Linked DNA regions of Homo sapiens: all the other regions are linked to region 3. A link is a loop called in an ENCODE intact Hi-C map of the cell type or tissue named here. Cell type or tissue: heart right ventricle. All regions are shown on one strand.

Region 1 (2,500 bases), 68 kb before region 3:
ACAATGGCTCGGGGACGTGGGCCTATTCAGCGCCGGATCTGCTGGGGTGAGCAGAGCGAGGGCCCCGGGCGTCTACGCCAAGGACAAGGGAGTAGTTCTCCAGGAGTGCCGCGGCCTCCTGACCAGCCTGGCTCCGGGGTGCCGGAAGGGCTGGGGTGCGGCACCCACGCCACCCCTCTCCGGCAGGGCATGGTCCTGGGGCTCCTGTGCCGTGTATGACAGCGGGGGCTACGTGCAGGAGCTGGGCCTGAGCCTGGAGGAGAGCCGCGACCGGCTGCGCTTCCTGCAGCTGCACAACTGGCTGGACAACAGGTGGGAGCTCCCTCCCCTGCCCTCTCCGGGGTGGCCGCAGTCACCAGCCAGGAGCCCACCCTCACTCCTCCGGCCCCCGCTGGCCTAGGCGGCTTCCACAGCCCCTCAGCCACGCCTGCACTGCGCGGTCCCCGCAGCTCCCGCCCTGCCACCCGCTCCTACTGACCCGCACCCTCTGCGCAGGAGCCGCGCTGTGTTCCTGGAGCTCACGCGCTACAGCCCGGCCGTGGGGCTGCACGCCGCCGTCACGCTGCGCCTCGAGTTCCCGGCGGCCGGCCGCGCCCTGGCCGCCCTCAGCGTCCGCCCCTTTGCGCTGCGCCGCCTCAGCGCGGGCCTCTCGCTGCCTCTGCTCACCTCGGTACGCCCGTCCCCGGCCAGACCCCGCGCCTCCCACCGGCAGCGTCCCGCCCCCTCGCGGGGCCCCGCCCCGGCAGCGTCTCACCCCTCGCAGCGCCCCGCCCCCTCGCAGCGTCCCGCCCCCTCGCAGGGCCCCGCCCCGGCAGCGTCCCGCCCCCTCGTAGGGCCCCGCCCCGGCAGCGTCCCGCCCCCTCGCAGGGCCCCGCCCCGGCAGCGTCCCTCCCGCCCTCCTGACCGCGCCCCCCACAGGTGTGCCTGCTGCTGTTCGCCGTGCACTTCGCCGTGGCCGAGGCCCGTACTTGGCACAGGGAAGGGCGCTGGCGCGTGCTGCGGCTCGGAGCCTGGGCGCGGTGGCTGCTGGTGGCGCTGACGGCGGCCACGGCACTGGTACGCCTCGCCCAGCTGGGTGCCGCTGACCGCCAGTGGACCCGTTTCGTGCGCGGCCGCCCGCGCCGCTTCACTAGCTTCGACCAGGTGGCGCAGCTGAGCTCCGCAGCCCGTGGCCTGGCGGCCTCGCTGCTCTTCCTGCTTTTGGTCAAGGTGAGGGCTGGGCCGGTGGGCGCGGGGCTGGGCGCACACCCCAGGGCTGCAAGCAGACAGATTTCTCGTCCGCAGGCTGCCCAGCAGCTACGCTTCGTGCGCCAGTGGTCCGTCTTTGGCAAGACATTATGCCGAGCTCTGCCAGAGCTCCTGGGGGTCACCTTGGGCCTGGTGGTGCTCGGGGTAGCCTACGCCCAGCTGGCCATCCTGGTAGGTGACTGCGCGGCCGGGGAGGGCGTCTTAGCTCAGCTCAGCTCAGCTGTACGCCCTCACTGGTGTCGCCTTCCCCGCAGCTCGTGTCTTCCTGTGTGGACTCCCTCTGGAGCGTGGCCCAGGCCCTGTTGGTGCTGTGCCCTGGGACTGGGCTCTCTACCCTGTGTCCTGCCGAGTCCTGGCACCTGTCACCCCTGCTGTGTGTGGGGCTCTGGGCACTGCGGCTGTGGGGCGCCCTACGGCTGGGGGCTGTTATTCTCCGCTGGCGCTACCACGCCTTGCGTGGAGAGCTGTACCGGCCGGCCTGGGAGCCCCAGGACTACGAGATGGTGGAGTTGTTCCTGCGCAGGCTGCGCCTCTGGATGGGCCTCAGCAAGGTCAAGGAGGTGGGTACGGCCCAGTGGGGGGGAGAGGGACACGCCCTGGGCTCTGCCCAGGGTGCAGCCGGACTGACTGAGCCCCTGTGCCGCCCCCAGTTCCGCCACAAAGTCCGCTTTGAAGGGATGGAGCCGCTGCCCTCTCGCTCCTCCAGGGGCTCCAAGGTATCCCCGGATGTGCCCCCACCCAGCGCTGGCTCCGATGCCTCGCACCCCTCCACCTCCTCCAGCCAGCTGGATGGGCTGAGCGTGAGCCTGGGCCGGCTGGGGACAAGGTGTGAGCCTGAGCCCTCCCGCCTCCAAGCCGTGTTCGAGGCCCTGCTCACCCAGTTTGACCGACTCAACCAGGCCACAGAGGACGTCTACCAGCTGGAGCAGCAGCTGCACAGCCTGCAAGGCCGCAGGAGCAGCCGGGCGCCCGCCGGATCTTCCCGTGGCCCATCCCCGGGCCTGCGGCCAGCACTGCCCAGCCGCCTTGCCCGGGCCAGTCGGGGTGTGGACCTGGCCACTGGCCCCAGCAGGACACCCCTTCGGGCCAAGAACAAGGTCCACCCCAGCAGCACTTAGTCCTCCTTCCTGGCGGGGGTGGGCCGTGGAGTCGGAGTGGACACCGCTCAGTATTACTTTCTGCCGCTGTCAAGGCCGAGGGCCAGGCAGAATGGCTGCACGTAGGTTCCCCAGAGAGCAGGCAGGGGCATCTG
Region 2 (2,500 bases), 120 kb before region 3:
GAGTCTAAATTAAATCACAATTATCTGATTCTTCCACATTTGATAGAACTTGTCCACAAAAAGATCTGGATTAAGTGTCTTTTCCTGACATGGCTTTTGATACGTTTTCAATGTGTTCTTTTGTTATTGGTCTATTTGGGGTTTTAATTTTTTCTAGAATTGGTTTTTACAGTTTGTAACATATAAGCATCCCATATAGATTTCAAAAATGTAGGCAAACAATTGCACATAATTTTCTTTTATAATTTTTAACTTTTTTCATCTCTGTGAATAAACCTTCATTCTTCATCTGAATGTCCCATATTTTCTTTTTCTCTCTCCTTTTCTCTCAGTCACACTTACCAGAAGTTTTTCCTAGAAAAATCTTAGCAACTATATCTATTAAATAGCTCGATTTTATTCATCAATTCTACTCTTTCTTTTTTTTTTTTTTTTTGAGGCCCAGCCTACTCTTTCTTTTAAAGTAACTAATTTCTGCTCTTTACTTTCTAATTTCCTTCCATCTTTTTTGGGGGGTTTATTTTACAGGTGTTTTTCTAGAATGTTGAAATAAATACTTAATTTATATATTGGTTTGATTCTTCATGCTAACTAATAAAAACAAGTGAAGTTATCCGTTTCTCTCCATGTATAACTTTGACTGCATCCCCATAGATTTTCTATGATGTTTGCTCATTACTATTCATTTCCTTTTTTTTTTTTTCCTTCTTTTTTGAGACAGAGTCTCGCTCTGTCACCCAGGCTGGAGTGCAGTGGCATGATCTCAGCTCACTGCAACCTCCACTTCCAGGGTTCAAGTAATTCTCCTGCCTCAGCCTCCCTAGAAGCTGGGATTACAGGCATGTGCCCCCACGCTCTGCTAATTTTTGTATTTTTAGTAGAGACAGGGTCTCACCATGTTGGCCAGGTTGGTCTTGAACTCCTGACCTCTGGTGATCCGCCTGGCTTGGCCTCCCAAAGTGCTAGGATTACAGTCATGAGCCACCCCACCCAGCCTATTCATTTCTATATGCTCTACTTTTTATTTATTTATTTTTTGAGACACGGTCTCACTCTGTTGCCCAGGTTGGAGTGCAGTGGCACGATCTCAGCACACTGCAACCTCCCCATCCCGGGTTCAAGCGATTCTCCTGCCTCAGCCTCCCAAGTAGCTGGGAATACAGGCCTGCATCCCCACACCCAGCTAATTTTTGTATTTTTGGTAGAGATGGGGTTTTGCGATGTTGGCCAGGCTGGTCTTGAACTCCTGACCTCAAGTGATCCACCCACCTCGGCCTCCTGTAGTGCTGGGATTACAGGCGTGAGCCACCGCACCCAGTCCATGATTTCCATCTTTACCTTTCAGTGATCTGGGCTGTCAGGGTGTCCAGCTGTCCTGTGACCCTCTGCGGATGGTTCTTCCGGCCTCTCTACTCAGGTGGGAGTCCCTGAATTAGGCTGTGCTTGTGGGAGCTTCAGTTTTGATCTGGTTTCAAGATTTGATGCAGTGAGCAAGTGAAAGTACCCAAGAGAGCCTCTAGGGGGCGGTGGTGTTTAAGGCCACGTTCTTTTTTTTCTTTTCTTTTCTTTTCTTTTTTTTTTTGAGATGGAGTCTACCTTTGTCACCAGACTGGAGCGCAGTGGCGCGATCTCGGCTCACTGCAACCTCCACCTCCTGGGTTCAAGCTATTCTCCTGCCTCAGCCTCCCGAGTAGCTGGGATTACAGGCACACACCGCCACACCCAGCTAATTTTTGTATTTTTAGTAGAGACAGGGTTTCACCACGTTGGCCAGGATGGTCTCCATCCCCTGACCTGGTGATCCACTCACCTCGGCCTCCCAAAGTACTGGGATTACAGGCGTGAGCCACCGCGTCCGGCCAAAGGCCACGTTCTTATCTAAGCTTTTCCTCTGACCTTGCCTAACATCTGTAATGCCAAAATAGTTAACACGCCCTGTTTTGTGTACAATACAGCTTATTAACTGTGCTACTCAAAGTCTCTATATCTTTACTGACATAAAAAAATTGTCTCTTTGGCCGGGTACGGTGGCTCACGCTTGTAATCCCAGCACTTTGGAAGGCCGAGGCAGGTGGATCACTTGAAGCCAGGAGTTAGAGACCAACCTGGCCAGCATGGTGAAACCCTGTCTCTACTAAAATTACAAAAATTAGCCAGGTGTGGTGGTGCACGCCTGTAATCTCAGCTACTCAGGAGGCTGAGGCACGAGAATCACTTGAACCTGGGAGGCAGATGTTGTGGTGAGCTGAGATCGTGCCACTGCACTCCAACATCCTGGGCAACAGAGCGAGATTCTGTTTCAAAAGAAAAAAAAAATTGTCTCTCTCTCTTTCTTTTTTTTTTTAGACAGGATCTCACTCTGTCATGTAGGCTGGAGTGCAGTGGTGCCATCATGGCTTACTGCAGCCTTGACCTTCTGGGCTCAAGTGAGCCTCCCACCTCATCCTCCCAAATAACTGGGACCACAGGCGAGCTCCGCTATGCCTGGCTAATTTTTTGT
Region 3 (2,500 bases):
AAGTGGGCCTAGCAAAGCAGGGAGCAGGAGGAATGAGGCAGCCAGAGAGGAACCAGAGGTCACGATTTCAGAGGAGGTGCAGAGTCAGTGAGAGGGGACAGTGAGTCCAGGGGCCTGGAGGAACAGGCGAGGAAGGGTGACCTAGAAGCTCTCGGGGGCAAACCCTCCCAGGCCTCTTCTCCAGCCAGCCTCCGGAAGCTCTCAGCCCTGGTCCGAGGCTGACCTTGGCCCGTATGGGTGCTGCGCTGGAGGCAGAGAAAGGCGAAGGGAAGCACCTGGGCAAAGGTGTTCAGGGGCCGCAAAGTGCTTGGTGTCTCGAAGAAAGGGCTAGGGAGGTGGGCGGGAGGGAGTAGGGTCAGCATCGAGAGGAGGGTGGACTTTATTTTCCTGGTTCTGTGGGGTGCAGATGGGGTGTGGGTGACGTGGGCTCCCCGGGCCCCAGCAGGAGGGAAGAAAGTCAAGGCAGAGGCAATCAGAGGCTTGGGAGATCCCCCAACTCTCCACCCAACCCCCTTAACCCACGCCTGCCAGCATGCTACCCAGGCGTGGGTCCTATCCAGCAGAGGGAGAGCAGGTCTCAGCCGTTCCCCTGGGCTGTCGGTGGGGGGTCCACCGGGGTGGGGGCCGCCCGTGCACTCCTGTTTTGGCAGGACCTTTCCTTCGGGCCTTGAACCCGCATCCCTCCAGCAAGGTCCCAGCGATCTCAGGGAGCCCGAGCCTGGACCTGGACCGGGGCTCCGGGGTGTGGCCGTGGCCTGGGGCCCTGTCTGGGGGTGGGGCCACTATTCCGACTCCCGGTAATGGTCCAGAGCTGCTCAGGCAGGCGGGGCTTCCTAATGGACATTAATGGCCCTTCAAGCATAACCAGACCGCGCCTAGGGCCTCTTCCCTCAGGCTGCACCATGCCTCTCTTTACATTCTGAAACTGGAGCAGGCGGAGCCAGCGCGACAGAAGGAGGTGACCAACAGAGACCCACAGACCAGACAGAGAGAGAAGGCCGGGGGACTGCGACGACCCAAGAGTGGGGAGAGGCAGGAAACCGCTGCCGCCGACGGGGCGACCCCGCCCACCCGTCGTGGCCCCGCCCACTGCGGCTCTAGCCCCGCCCGTTGCTGGAGGCGCGAGTCGGACGCTACCGCCCGGAACAGTAGCCGCGCAGCGCCACCTGGCCGGAACTGGTGGCATTGCATCGTGCGAGGAGTTGCCCCAGGATCCTGCCCATCTGGCTTCCTTCCACTCGATCCAGTCCTGTGGGGTGGGGACTGGGGTGAGGCTGGCGCCCTAGGCCTGGTTGCGCTGCAGGGGAATAAGGGTGTGGAGTGGGGGAGGCAGAGAAGCCTCTCATGGGCTCTGTCTCCCCATCTTGGACCAGGCAAGCACCAGGGAACATCACTGAACGCCCCCCCGCCAGCCCCGCGAGAACAGAGCTTTGAGCACCTTGGCCTGCGCAAGGGGAGGCCAGAGCTGAAGCAGCCCCAGGAAGAACATTTAACCCAGCCTGGGGCCCTGGAGTCCTCCTTCGGCGGGGGAGGTCCCGGGCTGTCCTGGAATCTGCAGTCTGGAGCAGGCGGTGGGGAAGGGGGAGGAGGCAGTGGGAGGGGCGGTGAGAGCAGACAGAGCCAGCCCTGCCAGAGCACGGGTATCGTCCCATAGGCAGTGGGGAGCCCTTGAGGCGTGGTGTGGTGGTGACGAGGTCAGGACATCCATGTTCTTAGAGGTCAGGTTCAGTGAGGAACAGGGGCAGGAGTGGGAAGGAATGAGCTCGCAGGAGAATGAGTTGCCCTGTGAGGTGTGTGACCACCTCTTCACCCAGCACAGAGCCGGAGGGAGGGCTAGATGGAACCAAGGGCTCCATAAGAATTGGCTGTTGGCCGGGCGCGGTGGCTCACGCCTGTAATCCCAGTACTTTGGGAGGCCAAGGCGGGCGGATCACGAGGTCAGGAGATCGAGACCATCTTGGCCAACATGGTGAAACCCCGTCTCTACTAAAAATACAAAAATTAGCTGGGCGTGGTGGTGGGCGCCTGTAGTCCCAGCTACTCGGGAGGCTGAGGCAGGAGAATGGTGTGAACCCGGGAGGCGGAGCTTGCAGTGAGCGGAGATCATGCCACTGCACTCCAGCCTGGGCAACAGTGCAAGACTCTGTCTCAAAAAAAAAAAAAACAAAAATTAGCTGGGCGTGGTAGTGGGCACCTGTAATCCCAGCTACTGGGGAGGCTGAGGTGGGAGAATCATCTGAGCCGGGGAGGCAGAGAGGCGGAGGTTGCAGTGAGCCGAGATAGTGCCTCTTCAGCATGGGCTGGAGACTCCGTCTCAAAAAAAAAAAAAAAAAAAAGAAAAGAAAAAGAATTGAAGGGGTGGAGATAAAAAGCACCCACATTTGGGAGACAGACACACCTTGGAGATGGAAAGGACCTACCAGTGAGGGGAGGGGGGCTTCTAGAAGTGGGGGTGGGGAGCTGGTTCCACAGAGGCATCCTGGAGCCAGGCCCAGGACCA

The links. A loop is a pair of places that touch in the nucleus more often than their neighbours do. Peaks named below come from ENCODE experiments on the same cell type or tissue, not always from the same donor. Only the 100,000 strongest peaks of a DNase experiment are listed, where the experiment ranks them.
Region 1: it touches region 3 in a loop (2.2-fold over the local background); 20 of 110 quality-filtered maps call a loop at or near these places.
Region 2: it touches region 3 in a loop (11-fold over the local background); 84 of 110 quality-filtered maps call a loop at or near these places.

The regions. Positions count from the first base shown.
Region 1 is chr16:2,089,593-2,092,092 of GRCh38, reverse strand. PKD1 (polycystin 1, transient receptor potential channel interacting) reads left to right here. Exons shown (of 46, transcript NM_001009944.3): 40 at 1-46; 41 at 187-312; 42 at 496-670; 43 at 919-1,209; 44 at 1,285-1,419; 45 at 1,503-1,808; 46 at 1,899-2,500. The coding sequence ends at 2,366. MIR1225 (microRNA 1225) reads left to right here and starts at 1,809; the gene lies at 1,809-1,898. It overlaps PKD1-AS1 (PKD1 antisense RNA 1), which reads right to left and starts at 657. Exons shown (of 3, transcript NR_135175.1): 1 at 479-657. In heart right ventricle, a CTCF peak has its summit at 1,144; a DNase peak (open chromatin) is centred at 1,530; H3K4me3 peaks cover 628 bases; H3K27ac peaks cover 2,006 bases.
Region 2 is chr16:2,139,788-2,142,287 of GRCh38, reverse strand. No RefSeq gene overlaps it. Among named protein-coding and RNA genes, the nearest start is that of MIR3180-5, 4.9 kb to the right of the region's middle. In heart right ventricle, a CTCF peak has its summit at 1,516 (motif pointing right); a DNase peak (open chromatin) is centred at 1,507; H3K27ac peaks cover 442 bases.
Region 3 is chr16:2,021,954-2,024,453 of GRCh38, reverse strand. No RefSeq gene overlaps it. Among named protein-coding and RNA genes, the nearest start is that of NPW, 3.4 kb to the right of the region's middle. RefSeq lists a silencer at 978-1,157 and a cis regulatory region at 157-1,846. In heart right ventricle, CTCF peaks have their summits at 955 and 1,178; a DNase peak (open chromatin) is centred at 1,053; H3K4me3 peaks cover 1,686 bases; H3K27ac peaks cover 1,644 bases; H3K27me3 peaks cover 112 bases.